2 separate regions of the Mus musculus genome follow, and region 2 is linked to region 1. The links are chromatin loops, found by intact Hi-C in ENCODE. Cell type or tissue: gastrocnemius. All regions are shown on one strand.

Evidence for each region. A loop is a pair of places that touch in the nucleus more often than their neighbours do. Peaks named below come from ENCODE experiments on the same cell type or tissue, not always from the same donor. Only the 100,000 strongest peaks of a DNase experiment are listed, where the experiment ranks them.
Region 2: a loop joins it to region 1, with 4 times the contacts of the local background. A loop is called at or near these places in 1 of 42 quality-filtered maps.

The regions. Positions count from the first base shown.
Region 1 is chr12:110,838,448-110,843,447 of GRCm38, forward strand. Mok (MOK protein kinase) reads right to left here and starts at 2,492. Exons shown (of 12, transcript NM_011973.2): 1 at 2,299-2,492. The coding sequence starts at 2,305. It overlaps 4921507G05Rik (RIKEN cDNA 4921507G05 gene), which reads left to right and starts at 2,582. Exons shown (of 2, transcript NR_152102.1): 1 at 2,582-2,838; 2 at 3,962-5,000. In gastrocnemius, no CTCF peak of the experiment used is centred here; a DNase peak (open chromatin) is centred at 2,537; H3K4me3 peaks cover 1,407 bases; H3K27ac peaks cover 862 bases.
Region 2 is chr12:108,845,767-108,850,766 of GRCm38, forward strand. It overlaps a transcript of Slc25a47 not described here. Among named protein-coding and RNA genes, the nearest start is that of Slc25a47, 2.9 kb to the right of the region's middle. In gastrocnemius, a CTCF peak has its summit at 2,499 (motif pointing left); a DNase peak (open chromatin) is centred at 4,868; H3K27ac peaks cover 200 bases.

The DNA.
Region 1 (5,000 bases):
CAGATGGTGGCTCACAACCATCTGTAATGAGATCTGATGCCCTCTTCTGGTGTATGTGAAGACAGCTACAGTGTACTTACATGCATAAAATAAATAAATCTTAAAAAAAAAAAAATCAGACAGGCCAGGCAGTGGTGGCACACACCTTTACTGCCAGCATTTGGGAGCAGAGACAGTCGGATCTCTTGTGAGTTCAAGGCCAGCCTAGTCTACAGAGTGAGTTCCAAGGCAACTGGGGCTACACAGAGAAAGCCTGTCTCAAAGAACCAAAAACCAAACCAAACCAAAAAACAGTCTAGAGAGGAAAAAGTAAGGACTCTAATTAGATCCAGTAAGGACAAATGTCTTCAAGTAAGGATTGGTCAAGCTCATCTTCTCTCTCGAGTCGATGTCTTCCATCCACTGGGCCAGCCAGGCACTCACTCCCAGTCTGCATGCCAGACACAGTGGTGTCTTACACACACACACACACACACACACACACACACACACCGTCTTACCTGACCCCTCAGCATCCTCAGCATCTTCCCTGGAGATTGCTGTCACTACACCTGTTTAAGGATGAGAGCTGAGGGGGCTGAGAGGCGGCAGGGACTCCTGAGGCTGTGGGTCTGCCTAGCTCCGTGCCTGGCTGCAATGTCCTCCACCTCCAGAGCGGATGCTCTTAACTTTACCCTGGGACACCTTGCCACTCACTATGCAAATGACTTACAAGGCAAAGGAGGAGGACAGGAAAACTGGCTAAACCTGGGTGTTACCAAAACTTTGGCCACAATCCACTTTCTGGAGGCCTAGGGTGGTGATGGTGCACGCCTTTAATTCCAGCACTTGAGAGGCAGAAACAGGCTAATCTCTGAATTCTAGGCCAGCCTGGTCCACAGAGCTAGTTCTAGGGTAGCTTTGGCTACAAAGGGAAACCCTGTCTTGAAAAACCAAAATGAGCCGGGCGGTGGTGGCGCATGCATTTAATCCCAGCACTTGGGATGCAGGGGCAGGCAGATTTCTGAGTTTGAGGCTAGCCTTGTCTCTCTCTCTCTCTCTCTCTCTCTCTCTCTCTATATATATATATATATATATATATATATATATATAAAACTTAAATTTTTTTAAATTAATATTTTGCATATATAATTTGCATTTTATGATGTGTCTATTTTTTAACTTTTCTTAAATTTTTTTTTGTTTTTGTTTTTCTCCTCTTTAAGTGTGTCTATAGGATCTGTGGTGAGAGAGAGAATACTAGAGAGAAGGGTGTGGAGGGAGAGAGAAGATACCATAGCTGGGGTGAGAGGAACACCTGTAGTAGTGTCTGTGGTGTTTAGCACTGCATATGCCTGAACTTCGAGCTCTTTGGGAATCTCTTATCTCTGCTCCCATCTCACCATAGGCATGCTGGGATTGCAGGTGCATGCTACTGCATCAGATTTTGTTTTTGTTTTTTTTTGTTTTTTTTTTGAGACAGTTTCTGTCTAGTAGGCTTGGCTATCCTGAAATTTGTTATACTGATCAGGCTGGCCTCAAACTCATGGAAATTCAACTGCCTCTGCCTCTAAGTGAGGGGAATGAATGCGCCCGTCACTCCCCTCAAGACCACATTAATCTTCCTTAAAGGGAGTGACACAGTGACACAAGACTGAAGGGTGAATGAGATGACTTATTTTTTAAATGTTATGTCATTTATGGTACATAGAAATTACTGCACTGCAATTAAAATGTAGTGTCAATTTGATATTGTAACTACAGAGAACACAATCTAATCACGGTAAGAGACTACACTTCTGGCTACACTATCACAGGCAATCATAACCGTATATCTATGAAAATCAAACAGCGGTCCCAACAAAACCGACTTGTCTAGTCGCATTTGGACTCCAGGTTACCCACAAACCCGGCACTAAGTCCAGTTTTCCAGTCCTTCTATTTTCTAGAAAGACTGCCTCATCTCCCAACTTCTAAGCAACCGTTTTACATTCCGCTAAAAGGATGCTTTCAGAACCACAACTGTTTAACTCAGAAAGTAAGATAGGCGGCCCAGCGTCCCTCTCGAACGCGGTTTAAGCCGCCGTCCCGCAGGGGCGGGGAGCCACCGTGTGAGCGCTCAGAGCCGACGGCCAATGTCTTGAGATTTCAGATGCGATCCGACAAACGAACGAACGAACGAACGAACGAATGAGCGAGTGAATGAACGAAATGACACAACTCCTCAAACTCCAGCAGAACCCGCTGCCTAGCCCCGGGTACCTGCGGCGCCGCCCCGCAGGCCCCGGGGACCCTCAGCCCTTCTCCGGCCCCACTCACTCTTCATCCTGAACGCGGATGACGCCGTCAGCCCCTGGACGGCCCCGGACCGAAAAGAAAAGAGGAGACTGTGGTACCGGCCTTCTCCCTTCCAGAGGTGGCTTCCGGCTCGAGGACCTTCGCGGTGGTCCCTGGCTGGGGAGCGTTAGGATCCGGCCGCCATATTGTATTCCTGTCGCCTTAGCAACCGCCAGACCCTTAGGAGGGAGGGGCGTTCCGGAGACATGCGTATACGCATGCGCAAAGGAGAGGGTTTAAAAACCGCTGGCCCGTTCACGCATGCGCGGTGCAGCCTGCCGCCTCGGTTCGGTCGCTACGCAACCTCTCGCCGCTTTAAATTTAAGTATAATTTCTTACCTAGTGAGTAGGCGACCTTGGTGGGACTGACTCTTCCCAGCTCTCCCGAGAATGTAACGATGTTGAACCAGACGAGAACAATTTCCTTGAGCTTTAACTGCCTGTAACACTAGTTGGAGCCTGTTCTTGACAACACCTACAGTTGAGCATCAAAGCAGCCTGATAGCTACTGCTGTGTAATTTGTAAGTTTTACTGCTTAATTCAACAAACATTTACTTTGCTAAAAGTAGTGTTGCACGCATTGGAGATATAATGAAAAGCGACCTAGACGAGATCCCTAAATTCTTGTTACTGTAAAGTGAGGTTGAAAAATTCTCACCCCATGCATTTAAATTCAAAAAGAAAAAAAGGGGAAAAAAAAGTCATGTGGGTTGTCTAAAAATAAACTGCATTTAAATTCAATAAAGAAAGAAAGAAAAAGAAAAATCCTTACCCAAGTGGTCGCAGTGAAGACTAAATGAGATGTCCCTGGTGCCCCACCCAATTCCTAGGGGCTTTTGCCTAAGGCTTGACAGGGTCTGTCACACTGCAAGTGCTTAATAAATGTTTGTCCAAAAGCCAGGGGAATCAGCACCTGTCACCTCTGTATCATTCTTATCTGTCTAGGGGCAAGCCTGATTTTAAGCATTGAGGATTCAGGACAAACTTTACCCTTTGACCCAGTTAAACAGGCAGATGGGAGAAGTGTTTTTGCTGACTTGGGCAATAGAAACCATATATCCTGTTGTTGGAGTCCCAAGATGATAAAGAGCTTTGTCAGGGGCACCTCCTGGTGGATCACTGAACCCAGACACCAGCCCATGGCTTCTGACTCCCTGTGTTTCTGTGCCCAGAAGAAGTTGGGCGCAAAGGGTTTCAACGTGTACATATTTTATGGAGGGTGTGTTTCAAACTGGCCCCTGGAACAACTGATGTGTTTTAGCAAATTAGAAGTAACATCTGGGGCTGGCGAGATGACTCAGTGGTTAAGAGCACCAACTGATCTTCCAAAGGTCCTGAGTTCAAACCCCAGCAACCACATGGTGGCTCACAACCATCCATAACGAAATCTGATGCCCTCTTCTGGAGTATCTGAGGACAGCTACAGTGTACTTACTGTAATATAATAAGTAAATAAATACATAATAAATAAACAAATAAATAAATAGAAAAATAGAAGTAACATCTGAAAAGCCCTTCTGTTTGTCTATTTTTCTTTCTTTTTTTTTTTTTGTCTAACAGTTTTCATATGCACACATTGGGAGTGAAACATTTAAATTATTTTCATTTCCCTATTTGTTTTCTGTTTCTCCATCTCACCCCAAGCCCAGAATTCACAAGCAGGACTTCGGTTTCTCTATGGAAAATGTTCTGCCTTCCTGTGACTGTGTGTTCCAGAGCTCTATGTCAAAATTTAAAAATGTGAAGAGGAAGATAAAAGCTAGAACTCAGTGACTGAGCTCGATCACCAGCCGCTGCAGAGGGGAGAGGAAGGACAAGCTTAGAGTCATGGAGCCTTAGTGAAGAAGGCCAGGAGAATCAACTCAGGCGTCTGGAAAAAGCAAGAGACACAGAGAAAAGGGGGTTGTCACACATTCCTGCTATTAGTCCCAGCACTGTGGCTTGGGGCTATGGGTGGAGGCAGGCCGATCTCTGCGAGTTCAAGGCCAGCCTGGGTTACATAGTTCCAGCTACATAGACTTTGGAAAATGCTTTTATCCTTTGCCACTCCAGCTTTCCTGTCAGGTGACTCTTTCCACCAGATCTTTTGATACAGAAGCAGGGGGACACCACCACTGCCCCTGCTGCAAACTGTCTTTCTTAAATCGTAGGCTATGTGATAACTTTGGGATAGACTCACATTCTGTGAGTCTATCCCAAATGTGATATCTTTGGGATATGTGAGTCTATCCCAATGTGATAACTTTGGGATAGACTCACAGAAGCACAGGGGGCATGACATTGAATATTTCACTGGCCATAAAAGAGGAGTGTGGCCTTCCAATTGCTTCTAATTCTCTTCTAGAATTCCCCAGTTATTGGTGTGGTGGGGGCAGAGGCAAAAATGGGGTCACACACGAAAGGAGATCTCATCACTTCCCAGGAGTCACCATGGATGATGGACGTCCAAAGTGAGGGAGACAAACCCCTGGGGCTGCCGGGAGAGGGATCCAGCACAGGATGGGGAAGGCTGGGAAGATGAGCTGGGCAGCAGGCATAGAGAACAGCCAACCCAGACTGTAGCAAGAAGCCCTTGAAGGCATCTCCGGCTAAGAGCCAACAAACAGACAAAAACAGCACAGCTGCTCTCTGGTCTCGTGCATTTGACCGTCCAAAAAAAGGAACTCAACGAAATCCACTCAGG
Region 2 (5,000 bases), 2.0 Mb before region 1:
CTTCATCTCTGACTCTACCTTTTTGTTGCTCCATCTATCCATTTCTACCCATCTGTCTTAGTTAGGGTTTTACTGCTGTGAACAGACACCATGACCAAGTCAAGCCTTATAAAGGACAGCATTTAATTGGGGCTGGTTTACAGGTTCAGAGCTTCAGTCCATTATCATCAAGGCAGGCATGGTGCAGGAGGAGCTGAGAGTTCTACATCTTCATCTGAAGGCTGTTAGCAGACTTTCAGGCAGCTAGGATGAGAGTCTTAAAGCCTACACCCACAGTGACACACCTACTCCCACAATACCACACCCACCCCAACAAGGCCACACCTTCTAATAGTGCCACTCTCAGGGCCAAGCATATACAAGCTATCACACCATCCATCTTTCCCTTATCTGTTCAGCCATCTGTCTGTCTTCCATCTATTTTCTACCCATTCATCCATTCCACTTTTTTTTTTCTTTTGGTTTTTTGAGACAGGGTTTCTCTGTGTAGCTCTGGCTGTCCTGGAACTAACTCATTTTGTAGACCAGGCTGGCCTCGAACTCAGAAATCTGCCTGTCTCTGCCTCCCAAGTGCTGGGATTAAAGGCGTGTGCCACCACCACCTGGCCCATTCCACTTTCTATCCAACTTTCTTCTCGTTGTTTCTGTCCATCCATCTATCCATCCATCCATCCATCCATCCTTCTCTCCCTTCATCCCTTTCTTCCTCTCCTCCCTACGTCTCTATTTATCCACTCCATCCATCTGCTCGCTGACCTGTTCTCATCTCCCTCCACTTAACCACCCAGCAGCAACTCATCCTGAAGCATGTGCTATGAGTGGGGAGGAAGGCCAGCATAGGCCATCAGTGTCTATGAGAAGTTTATAGCCAATGAGCAACCAGTACATACCTACAACCAGCCATACATAGTTGTGGTTTTGGTGAGTCTAGGTCTATTTATTCAGAAGGCAAAGTGCTGGAGAAATTAGGCTCTGGTGACTCAGAAAACATGGCTGTCCCAGGGTCGCCTTTTTAATTCATAATTCTTCTGTTCTCTCTCTCTGCTAATCTGGGTGTCATGTGACTCTCCCTAGGGCAATATAAAAAAAGGCTTCTCCATTCCTGATATAGACAGCATCAGCATGCTCAGGCATAGGGAAGATATTAAGACATAGATGGAATGCTAAGGCCTAGGTTAAATGATAAGGCCTAGGTAACTGTTACCTGGTTAGCCTGCCATTATAAGAAAACTTTCTTGCCGGGTGTGGTGGGAGGCAGAGACAGGTGGATTTGTGAGTTAAGAAAACTTTCTTATATGTTGATTCTGCTGTTACTAGGAAACTTTATTATGCCCAAGTTGATTACATATTGTGTTATGTCCTGTGTCCTGGGAAACGAATCGTGATGCATGCACACACACACATTAAAGTTAGAAAGCAACTTGAGGAGTAGTTCTCTCCTCCTTCCACCATGTGGGTCCCTGAGGTCACACTCAGGTTGTTAGGCTTGTTAGCAGGCAGGCACCTTTACTCATTGAGCCATCTTGTCAGCCCAGCTAGTCATCTCTTGAAGGAACTCTTTTATATGGGATAACAGCTTGCAGATGGCTTAGTTAGAGCACAGACTGGAGTTACTTCATGTCTTAGTTACTGTTCTATTGCCGTGAAGGGACACAGTGACCAAAGGCAGCTCTTATTTTTAAAAAAACAAAAACAAAAACATTTAATTGGGGTTTTCTTAGTCGTTGAATAGTTTCAGAGGTCTAGTTCATTATCATGGTGGAGAGCATGGTTGCACATGGACAGACTTGGTGCTGGAGGGGTAACTGAGAGCTGCATCGTGAGCCATAGGCAGAGAGGAGGAGAGAGACAGATAGACACACACAGACAGAGAGACATAGACAGAGAGACAGAGACAGAGTGGAGGGAGACAGAAAGGCAGAGACAAAAGAGAGGGACAGAAGAGAGACACAGACAGACACAGACAGAGACAGAGGGAGACAGAAAGACAGACAGAAGAAAGGGACAGAAAGATAGACAGAGACAGAGAGAGACACAAAGAGGGTGAGACAGACAGATGAGAGAGACATACACAGAGAAGAGAGACATAGACAGAGACAGAAAGACAGAAAGAGAGAGGAGAGAGAGAGAGAAAGAGGGGGACTCTGAATTTGGCAAGAGCTTTTGAAACCTTAAAGCCTACAAACAAGGCCTTCTGATCCTTTTAATCATTTCAAACATGACACTTCCTGATGATTAAGCATTCAAATACGTGGAACATGGGGTCCATTCCCATTCAAACCAACACACTCTGTTTTGAGTGTAAGTGCCGAGAAATGATTCCACAGCACTGTTACACAGGTGAATGCCACCTGCTGGCACACCAGGGGGCACACACTGAGCATTTACACAGGTGAATACCACCTGCTGGCACACCAGGGGGCACACACTGAGCATTTACACAGGTGAATGCCACCTGCTGGCACACCAGGGGGCACACACTGAGCATTTACACAGGTGAATGCCACCTGCTGGCACACCAGGAGGCACACACTGAGCATTTACACAGGTGAATGCCACCTGCTGGCACACCAGGGGGCACACACTGATCACTTATTTGTTCTGTTTATGAATGCTGCTTGTGAGCCGGGCATGGTGGTGCACACCTTTAATCCCAGCACTCGGGAGGCAGAGGCAGGCGGATTTCTGAGTTCAAGACCAGCCTGGTCTACAGAGTGAGTTCCAGGACATGGACTTATCAACTAAACAAGATGGAATCCCTCACTTGGATCTCTAAAAGAGGCACCCAAGTCTAGACGGGGGCAGGCACGCTGAGTGGCTGTCACTTGGTCCCGGCCTTTTCCACAGGAATTTTGCCAGAGTGAGAACTCATCCTCTGTCCCCTGCTTCAGCATCCTCTGCCTATGACACAGCCCACTTCAAACTGACTCTTCCAGTGGCCTGTACCTACCGTGTCTGCACTTGCATCTCCTAAGACTTATTCAGTCTCCACAGACTCTCACCTATGTCCTCATGAGCTCTCTACCTCTGATTGCTGATGGCTGCAGCAGCAGGCAACTCAGGATTACTTGGCAAATCACTGTCAATGAATCTGACTTATAAATTGAGGTGAGGTGCCCATTGTTTCTGACATTGTGTGCTCAAGGCTCTTTCAGGTACTCTTAGGGTAGAGAGAGGCTGTACTGGCTAGTTTTGTGTCAACTTGACACAGCTGGAGTTATCACAGAGAAAGGAGCTTCAGTTGAGGAAATGCCTCCATGAGCTCCAACTGTAAGGCATTTTCTCACATAGTGATCAAGGGGGAAAGGCCCCTTGTGGGTGGGACCATCTCTGGGCTGGTAGTCTTGGTTCTATAAGAGAGTAAGCTGAGCAAGCCAGGGGAAGCAAGCCAGTAAAGAACATCCCTCCATGGCCTCTGCATCAGCTCCTGCCTCTGACCTGCTTGAGTTCCAGTCCTGAACTTCCTTTGGTGATGAACAGCAGTATGAAAGTATAAGCCGAATAAACCCTTTCCTCCCCAACTTGCTTCTTGGTCATGATGTTTGTGCAGGAATAGAAACCCTGACTAAGACAGAGGCCTCAAGAGACTCATGAGCCTCCTGCATCATGAAGGACACTGGACAGGGCAATGGTGGCACATGCCTTTAATCCCAGTACTTGGGAGGCAGAGGCAGGTGGATTTCTGAGTTCAAGGTCAGCCATGTCTACATAGTGAGTTCCAGGACAGCCAGGGCTACACAGAGAAACCCTGTCTTGAAAAAACTAAAAAAAAAAAAAAAAAAAAAAAATAGCAGGACACTACTAGGCCCACTCTTTTGAGAGTCTCCTGTGGGTTGTCATAGCTGCTATGCTTCGACAAGCAGCTGCTGGGTTCAGCTGGGAGCAGCTGCTGACCCACACCAGTCCTTGCAATCACCTCTGGGCTTTTCCTGGCTGTCAAGGGCTCTCTGTTTCACTTCCAGCACATCAGGTCTCTAGGACAGAGACTAGGTTGTTGTGTTTACTGAGGAGTCCTACGCTTTGGTACCTGGCATGTGTTAGTTGCATGCATCAGGAGCCTGGACAGGTGGGCTGCTGTCCAAGAACAATGACACAGTTAGAGGAGTGTCGGTGGACAGTGGCAGCTGGACCTGACTGAGATCATGGAGGACAGACACCAAGATCGGCAGAGAGAGAAAGGTGTCTGGGGTAAACTGGGGTCTTGGGCCCTACTGTTGGGGTGGATGCCCTAACCATTGGCAATATGGGACTGAAGGGGCTCGGTCCTCTTAGGTGGATAGTGTGTTTTAGGTTCCCTCATTATCCGAGGTCCTAGCTTCTTGAGTGTAACATCTGGCTCAGCTTCCTCTCTAGAGCGACAACCCATCGTCTCCCTCTCGACCTTCTGTTAATGAATTTGGCTGGCGATTCTGCAGGAACCCAGCTGGAGCTTGCTCTGTGTGTGCACAGATTTTGTGGGTGCAGAAGCAGAGGTTATAGGGAGCTCAAAGATCTTGTCACAAAGCCAGATGTCACAAAGCCAGATGGCAGTGTCAACTTCCAACCAGATGCTGAGCCATGCCCCTGCACAGGCCAGGATGGACATCGAGGTTGGCCTTGGACAGGATGCTTTCTGGCCTCTTCTGCCCTCTGCCCTCTGCCGTGGCAGCCAGCACTGACGACTTGTCTAAACATAGACAAACTGTCAGGGCGAGGGGTCATCCCTAGTTTGAAACCAGCCTGTTCAAGGCCAGCCTACGGAGAACAGAAAAACAGGTGGACACGTGGCCTCCTGATGCCCTGCCCTGAGGGTCATTCAGACAGAACTGCAGAATGCCCCATGTCAGCATGCCCCTTCCCTTCATTTGGCAGCTCTCTGGCTCGAAGGCCCCCTGTAGGGCTGCAGCCTGCGTCTTTGAGCCCCTGAACTGAACTAGCAGCCGTAGCCATAGAGACAAGGCTGCACTTTCTGCATCGGCTGGCCGCCATCAAATAGATTGGCTCTTAGGTAGTGCCTGCCT